2 separate regions of the Homo sapiens genome follow, and region 1 is linked to region 2. Evidence: read pairs that join two places in POLR2A ChIA-PET (ENCODE). Cell type or tissue: PC-9. All regions are shown on one strand. Each heading gives the region's core, and the rest is flanking DNA. Links, peaks and the distances in the headings are about the cores only. Region 1 overlaps EFHC1 (EF-hand domain containing 1). Region 2 has its middle 13 kb from the start of PAQR8.

Region 1 (4,401 bases), core at 124-4,123, 110 kb after region 2:
TCCTGCGTTTCAGGAGTCCTCCTACCTCAGCCTCCCAAAGTGCTGAGATTGTAGGCCTGAGCCACAGTGCCTGGCCCATACACTTATTTTTATATAATCAGTTTATAACTTACTCTGAAAAGCTCCAAGAAAGATGATCATTGTTAACTTTCAATTATTTAGGTATTTTTAGAAAGCCAAGGAATTGAGTTAAATCCACCAGAGAAGATGGCTCTTGATCCTTACACTGAACTCCGAAAACAGCCTCTTCGTAAGTATGTCACCCCATCAGACTTTGATCAACTCAAGCAATTTCTCACCTTTGACAAACAGGTAAGTGACATAGGAACCACAATAGGCTTACTTATTTCCAAATGTGACCTACATTTATTGGCAAAAGGTTTGGGTAGCTGTATTGGTAACTATTTTGAAACATTACAGCTATAATTGAACTGTTTGGACACAGTACTGTCTTTCTGCTTTCATCAAGGGTTACAGGTACAGGAATGCCTACATTTCATATGGAGATCCAAAGAAGATCGTGGAGTTGCGGAGTTGTTTTGTGAACCTCACCAAACATTTAAATCTCAAAGCAATTCCTGAGCTACATCTGCTTCCCACCTTACGTTTCCAATTGACAATTTCTTTCCCTTAAAATGAGCTAATTTCATAGACTCCTTTGTGAAACCATAAATCGATTATTAGGAAATTTCACAAATATGCATACATGTAGGTTGTAATGTTAAAATGTTTAATTTCACAGAAGCCCCACTACAGATGCTTCCTTGTTAAATGTTATATTAATATTGGAGTCCAGAATGTTCTGAGCATTTTCCAACTCTGTTCCAACCTTCCTAATCCTCTCCCTTGTGAGCTGATGTGTATAAGCAGATTTAAATCCTTCCCTTTCTGTACTAAAGGGAGAAAGAAAAGGAAGAGATCACCCTCAGTGCTTCTTTGCTGCTCCTTTTCTTTAGACATTTAACCCCTTTTAGTTCAGAAAATGTAAACTAGCACTAGCATGGTCTTTTAAGGATTTTGTTCATATCAGTCATATATCTGTTATTATTTTGTATTTAAAGATTGTGTTTATTCCCACGATTTGAAGAAGCCTAGCCAAAAAAAAAAAAAAAAAGATTGTGTTTATATTATTGCTAGAAGATATGTGTTGATGGGACCAAAAAAAGACTGGTTAATAAATAAAAATTTTTTCTACACTAATTATATATAAACCATATTCACATGTACCTTTATTAATATATATATACCACTATGTAAAGAACTTCATTGCTCTTTTAATTTAGCTTCTCTTTCACTGACTAATATTTTGGATCAAAGTGAGCTCTTCTTTTTTGGCACAAACTTATAATCCTATTATTTAATTCTTTCCAGCTGCTGACATATAGTACATAATTTCAGATGTTTTAGTATGTTTGATGAATATTTCTTTTTTTTTCAATTTACCCCATCTGAAATTACTTCATAGTCTTTCCAGCTAGTCTTTCCATCGTTGATACATAATTGCCAAAGTAGCCAAGTTGAACTCCCTACTTTTAGGATTCTTGAGTCACTACTTTGGATTCTTCAAAGGTCCTTCGATTCTATGCAATCTGGGATGATACAGACAGCATGTATGGTGAATGTCGGACCTACATCATTCATTACTATCTTATGGATGATACGGTGGAAATTCGAGAGGTCCACGAACGGAATGATGGGAGAGATCCTTTCCCACTCCTAATGAACCGCCAGCGTGTGCCCAAAGTTTTGGTGGAAAATGCAAGTATGTTTGATTCAGTTTATTCTCTGTTACTTGGGATGTTTTTAGGTTCTTAAAGGAGTTACTTAATCAGTATGCAAAATTCGTTTATACTTGGAAGCCTCTAGCTATTTTTGCTTAGATGCTCAGAAAATGGCTTCCCACAGCTTTCCTCCTTTACTTGCCCCTCGGTCCAGGCGTGCCCCCAAGACAGTCTGGTACCCAGGTCAAGGAAACAAAACCAAAACAACAGTGGGAGATTTATTTAAAGTGCAGCAGAGCAAGGTTTCTGAACTGAAACAATTTAATATTAGATTTTTAATGCATTTTTCAAACAGGCTTGTTTTCATTCAAGGATATGAATGAAAGCTTAGCTTTTCTTTATATGCTTTCCTGACTTTGCTTCTCACTTCAACTACTTCCTAAACAGGAAGTTTCTATGTGGTTTAACTTGAGATTGGAAAAGGCATGTCTGTGACTCATAGAGGTGAGGTCCATTGTGTCAAACCCAGCTCATTCTTTACTGGTTTAAAATTACCTAGCATGGGCTGGGCATGATGGCTCACTCCTGTAATCCCAGCACTTTGGGAGACTGAGGCGGGTGGATTGCTTGAGCCCAAGAGTTTGAGACCAGCCTGGGCAACGTGATGAAACCTCCTCTCTACAAAAAATACAAAAATTAGCCATGCTTGGTGCCGCACACCTGTATTCCCAGCTACTTGGGAGGCTGAGGTGGGAGGATCATCTGAGCCTGGGAGGTCGAGGCTGCGGTGAGCTGTGATTGTGGTGCTGCACTCCAGCCTGGGCAACAGTGAGATCCTATCTCCAGAAAAAGAAAAAAAGTTACCTACCATATTTGAGAGTGGCAGTGCAACAAAATGGCAGCAAATACCTGCTGTTCACTGTTTCCTGGGATGAGTAGGCTTGCTTTAGTTATTGTCTTAGTAGTTTTTACATTTCTCTTAGAATAATGTCATCTTGGTCACATGTAATGACTGATAGCTCTTATGTTTGGGTGGCTGACAGGATTCTGTAAATGTGTTCACTGATTTTTTTTTCTTTTTACTATATTTTTTGGGAATTAGGATATAAGAAATTTCAGGTATTGGGGCTGGGCACGGTGGCTCACACCTGTAATCCCAGCACTTTGGGAGGCCAAGGCAGGTGGATCATGAAGTCAGGAGATCGAGACCATTCTAGCTAACATGGTGAAACCCCATCTCTACTAAAAATACAAAAAATTAGCTGGGCGTGGTGGCGTGCACCTGTAGTCCCAGCTACTCAGGAGGCTGAGGCAGGAGAATTGTTTGAACCCGGGAGGTGGAGGTTGTGGCGAGCCAAGATCGTGCCACTGCACTCCAGCCTGGGTGACAGAGTGAGACTCCATCTCAAAAAAAAAAAGAAAAAGAAATTTCAGGTATTGAGCAAGAAGTTTGTCTACATTAGAGGTTATAAATAAATGTGTAGTCTGAGGCTAAATTCAACGTGTCTGTACATATTGCTTCACTTGCACAGTGCTTTTTTATGAAAAATGCAGTATTATTTGTGGGCAAGGAGTTGGAGGTTTCCATCATTGAGAGAATGGATAAGCAAAAATGTAGTGAAGGTACATTTTGATTAATATACAGTAGTTAGAAGCAGTAAACAAGATGTACACAGAAAGCAAGTGGATGGATCTTAAAAACATAGTGCTGTGTAGGAAAAAATACATGAAATTAGATATATAATGCTATAACACATGCAAAACATAGTACACGTAGGACACATTCAGTCACATAGCTGCATTAGAATGATTGCATGTGAGGAGAGGAGAATGAGATTGGGGAAAAGGATAAAAGGGAGTGAAAATTGTCATCATTTTAGAATTAGGAAAGTTTATGTTATATATTTTTTTAAAAAAATGAAAATACTGCTAATTCAGCTTGTATTCTCAAATAGAAACAACTGGATCTGTGCCCTAGTTCAACATAGTTTGGCTTCTACCTACTATACATATTCTTATAATCAGTTCTCTACAGAACCGTCTTAGAGTTCAATGACAATGGGACTAATATAGTAATTTTGGCCTTTCAGAATGCTTAAACAAGCCTGAAATCCATGCAGTTCGGAGCTAACAAACATTAGATTTACAATAGATAAAGAAAATGGATAGGAATATATTCAGGGTGGCATGAAAAGTCTCACTGAAACTAAATCCCTTTAAATGACAGATTCCAGGTTTGTCTCTGCTTTATCAATGTGACCTATATTGAAAACTTAATATATAATTATCCTCTTCTATAATTTCCCAATTAAAAATTTTTTATCAAAGTTGCATGGAGAGGCAGCCTGGTGGCATATATAGGGTTCTTTTAAAAAGTAGGAAACAGGCTGGTCGCTGTGGCCGAAGCCTATAATCCCGTCACTTTGGGAGGCCAAGGTGGGAGGATCACCTGAAGTCAGGAGTTCGAGACCAGTCTGGCCAACATGGTGAAACCCCCTCTCTACTAAAAAATACAAAAATTACCTGGGCATGGTGGCAGGTGCCTGTAGTCCCAGCTACTTAGGAGGCTGAGGCAGGAGAATTGCTTGAAGCCAGGAGACAGAGGCTGCAGTGAGCGGAGATTGCGCCACTTCACTCCAGCCTGGGCAACAGAGCAAGACTCCATCTCAAAAAAAGAAAA
Region 2 (4,401 bases), core at 194-4,193:
AGAGGACTTGGTAATAACAAAAACAAAGAGCAGAAAATCCTCCTAATGTGTCCTATCCAGTTCAATGTTGCCTTTATTTAACAATTACCAAATTAAACCACTATGCCACAGCATGTAGAAATTCTCACTTGTCAGCCACAGTCAAAATCTCCTAAAAATTCAACAAGATTTGATTCAAAAAAATCACACACACTCCCTAAAATGCAGTTATACCCTCCTTACTAGTGACAATAATCAGGGTAAATAGCACAAACACCAATTCATATTTGCCATTAAATAATGCAAGAATATTCCAGATTTCCATGATGCTGGGGGTATGAGACTAAGAAGGAGGGAGTATTGAAGGGACAGGCCTCTAGAGTGAATATAAGAAGCCCTTCAGTCTTCACTCTGACACATCTGTGTGCTATCAGACCAGGTTCTTTAGCTTTCTGGGTCTCAGTTTCCTCATCTGTCAAATGACAAAGTGACTTCTAACGTCTCTTCTGACTCTATTTTTAAAAATCTTTATGCCTATATTAAAAGCATTCTGAATGCTTTTAACTCTTCTGGTTATTGGCAACAGAAACTCGAGCTAGCTAAAGATCAAAAGAGATGTTTATTAGAAACTCTAGTTTGCAAGGAATGGGACATTAGTAAATTTTCTTTGGCTCAAACAAGATCTAATTCTGTTCTTCCATCTCATTGTGCTGGGAGGAGCATGTAGGATAGGGTGTGTGTAGGTGCAGGGGTCAAGGGTTGAGAAGGGATGCTATTCAAAGTATTTAACAACTGCTATAACTACAAAGACGCATACCAGGGGAACATCGGTCTGGGTGAAAGTGTTTGGGGGTTGGTGAAATGGTCAGAGGAGGCAGTGAAGGAGAATGGATAAAACAAATAGCTCTTCTTCTTTCCGATTCTTTGCCTCCAATAAACAAGAATATGGGTACCTCAATACATTAGCTCAACACATAAAGATACATGGGCATGTAATGGAAGTCAAGGGCAGAGATACAGCCAGCTTGCCAGAATGAATGGAAGCAGGGACTTGAATGCCCCTAAGAATTTAGATTCATCTCTTGCAGCTGCTCTTCTCTTTAGAACTAGTTCACTCTCTTATCTCTGTCATCTGCTGAGACAAGTTTCACCTGGTTTTCCAGTTAGCATGCTGCCAACATCGCCTGAGTTTACTTTTTGTTGTTGTTGTTGTTGTTCAAAATATCACATAGCAAGGATGAACCTAATCCAAATTCCTCTTGAAGGGTATCTAATTGGCAAAGCTTGGGCCAGGTACCCTTACTTGGACAATCTAACTGTGACAAGGCTAGGATCCTGTTGATATTACTATGTGGATGGTGGCATAGGAGGGATACTGACAGTTTTAACAATTGGTATGTTATGGGCAGAACCATTGAGAATGGACACAAGCCATTAACAATCCACTGGTTCCAGAGCCAGACCAGGGCATTCTAGCTAAATATCAGCCTGGGATGAGGAAAAAAGAGGACCAATTTTCAGAAAATGGAGAATAATTGTTGTGAATTGAGCAGTAATCCAAGAGTATAAGGAAGAATCCAAGAGTACATTACAGAGTATAAGAAAGAAACAGTCAACCCTTTTAAAAAATGAAGTAATAATGTTCCTGGAAACTTTTTAGCAATTAGAGGGATTAAGTGCCATTTTGGTTTTTATTTGATTATAGGTAAGAGTTCCATACAATAGTGTGCTAAGTATTGCAAACAATAAAGGAAAAATACAGCATAAGATACCTCTTACACTCTGCCCCCAGAAGTTTTCACACTGATTTGAGAAGTCAGACACAGTGAACATTTACAGAACTAGGCATTTAATTGTATAGCCTACACAGCGAGTGCCCTAGGAGTCAGAAAAGAGTTTCCTGTGGCTAGACTAGTCAGGGACGCCTTCAGGGAGCAGCTGAGGATGCTTTCTACAGCTCCTTTCAGCATAAAGATTTTCCAAATTCTATGGATTAATAAAGAGACATTCCTCCATTTGGATTTTGAAGGATGTACTCTAAAGGTGTGGGAAAGCCTTCTAAGTCAAGGATGGGAATGCAAAAACTTTTGCTAAAAGTTAAACACCAGTCTTCTGAATAAAGTACGGATGCACCCTACAAAATGGATGAAGCTTGAAAACGTTATGCTAAGTGGAAACAGACACAAAAGCCACATATTATATGATTCCATTTGTATGAAATATCCACAATAGGCAAACTCACAGACACAGAAGCATAATTAGTGGTTGCCAGGAGCTAGGGGCAACAGGGAATGCAGAGTGACTGCTAATGGATGTGGGGTTTCTTTTGAGGATGACAAAAATATTCTGGAATTAGATAATGATGACCATTGTACAACCTTCTAATTATACCAAAACCCACTTAATTAGACGCTTAAAAAATGGTGAATTTTGGCTGGGCATGGTGGCTCATGCCTGTAATCCCAGCACTTTAGAGGCCAAGGCAGGAGGATCACTTGACACAGGAGTTTAAGACCAGCCTGGTTAACACAGCAAGACTTCATCTCTGTGAACAAATTAGCTGGGTGTGGTAGTGTGCACCTCCAGTTCTAGGTACTCATGAGGCTAAGATGGGAGGATCCCTTGAGCCCCAGATATCAAAGCTGCAGTGAGCTATGATTGTGCCACTGTACTCCAGCCTGGGCGACAGAGTGAGACTCTGTCTCTAAAAAGAAAAAAGACAGGTGAATTTTATGGTATGTGAATTATAACTCCATAGAAATAAAAAAGTGACAAAACCAAAATAACTTGCCAGCCTTCTGGTTAGAAATAACTTCTTTGGGCCGGGCACGGTGGCACACGCCTGTAATCCCAGTACTTGGGGAGGCCAAGGCAGGTGGATCACCTAAGGTGAGGAGTTTGTGATCAGCCTGACTAACATGGTGGAACCTCGTCTCTACTAAATACAAAAAAATAAAAAAATAAAAATAGGCCGGGTGCGGTGGCTCATGCCTGTAATCCCAGGATTTTGGGAGGCCAAGGCGGGCAGATTACCTGAGGTCAGGAGTTCGAGACCAGCCTGACCAACATGGGAAACTCCATCTCTACTAAAAATACAAAATTAGCCGGGTGTGGTGGCACATGCCTGTAATCACAGCTACTCGGGAGGCTGAGGTGGTAGAATCGCTTGAACCTGGGAGGCGGAGGTTGCAGTGAGCCAAGATCGTGCCATTGCACTCCAGCCTGGGCAACAAGAGTGAAATTCTGTTTCCAAAAAAAAAAAAAAAAAATAGCTGGGCATGGTGGCTGAGACAGGAGAATCACTTGTACCCAGGAGGCAGAGGCTGCAGTGAGCCAAGATCATGCCATTGCACTCCAGCCTGGGCAACAAGAGCGAAACTCTATCTCAAAAAAAAAAGAAATAACTTATTTGGGCTGGGCGCAGTGGCTCACACCTGTAATCTCAGCACTTTGGGAGGCCGAGGTAGGCGGATCACAAGGTCAGAAGATCGAGACCATCTTGGCTAACACGATGAAACCCCATCTTTATTAAAACTACAAAAAATTAGCCTGGCATGGCTGCACATGCCTATAGTCCCACCCACTTGGGGGGCTGAGGCAGGAGAATCGTTTGAACCTGGGAGGCGGAGGTTACAGTGAGCCGAGATCGCGCCACTGCACTCTAGCCTGGTCGACAGAGCGAGACTCTGTCTCAAAAAAAAAAAAAAAAGAAGTAACTTCTTTGTCATTTGTCTTCTTTTTTTACCCTCTCAACCTGTACTTGTCCTACTTATACCTGTGCTATGAATGTCCACTAACAACCTCCTCATCTATCATACCAGACCAGAACTCGCCCCAGTCTTCAATTGCAGCTGAGTATTTTCCCTGGTGACCCCATAGATACCTCAAATAAAACATGACCAAAATGAAACTGCAATTTTTGAATCAAATCTCCTTTTCCTCCTCTACTTCCTCTGTTAGTTGGTAATTTCCCTAACCACCAGTCACTTAGGCCTTCTATGTGCAGGTAATTCTTCATCTCATTTATTTGTTTGTTTATACATTTAGCTAACTTTTTAAAAGACTTGTATCTATCAGGCAGTGTGCTTTGTCCTGGGAGCATAGCCGTGAACAAGATTCACATGATTTTAGCTGTCATGGAGAAGGCTTTAATAAGAAATTCCAACATAGTGAGATAAAAAACTACGACATGGAAAATACGGAAATCTATATGAATGCACAGCATAGGATCCAGCTTCCTACCTATAATTAGCCACCAAATGCTACTGACTTTGCCTTTAATTATGAATACCTCTTGGATCTGGTGTTTGCTCTTCAGCCACAGTAACCTTGCCTTCCTTCAAGCTCTTAGCATCTCGCACCTACAACTGCTTTCTAACCAGTGTCCTTGTCCCAGTGTCTCATGCCTGGAGCCTTGCTAAG

The links. Peaks named below come from ENCODE experiments on the same cell type or tissue, not always from the same donor. Only the 100,000 strongest peaks of a DNase experiment are listed, where the experiment ranks them.
Region 1: POLR2A ChIA-PET joins it to region 2 with 8 read pairs; 1 of 35 experiments calls an interaction of 5 or more read pairs at or near these places.

The regions. Positions count from the first base shown.
Region 1 is chr6:52,452,526-52,456,926 of GRCh38, forward strand. EFHC1 (EF-hand domain containing 1) reads left to right here. Exons shown (of 11, transcript NM_018100.4): 4 at 163-312; 5 at 1,570-1,762. Among named protein-coding and RNA genes, the nearest start is that of EFHC1, 34 kb to the left of the region's middle. In PC-9, for the core only: no CTCF peak of the experiment used is centred there; a DNase peak (open chromatin) is centred at 2,206; H3K27ac peaks cover 1,136 bases.
Region 2 is chr6:52,346,904-52,351,304 of GRCh38, forward strand. No RefSeq gene overlaps it. Among named protein-coding and RNA genes, the nearest start is that of PAQR8, 13 kb to the right of the region's middle. In PC-9, for the core only: no CTCF peak of the experiment used is centred there; no DNase peak of the experiment used is centred there; H3K27ac peaks cover 285 bases.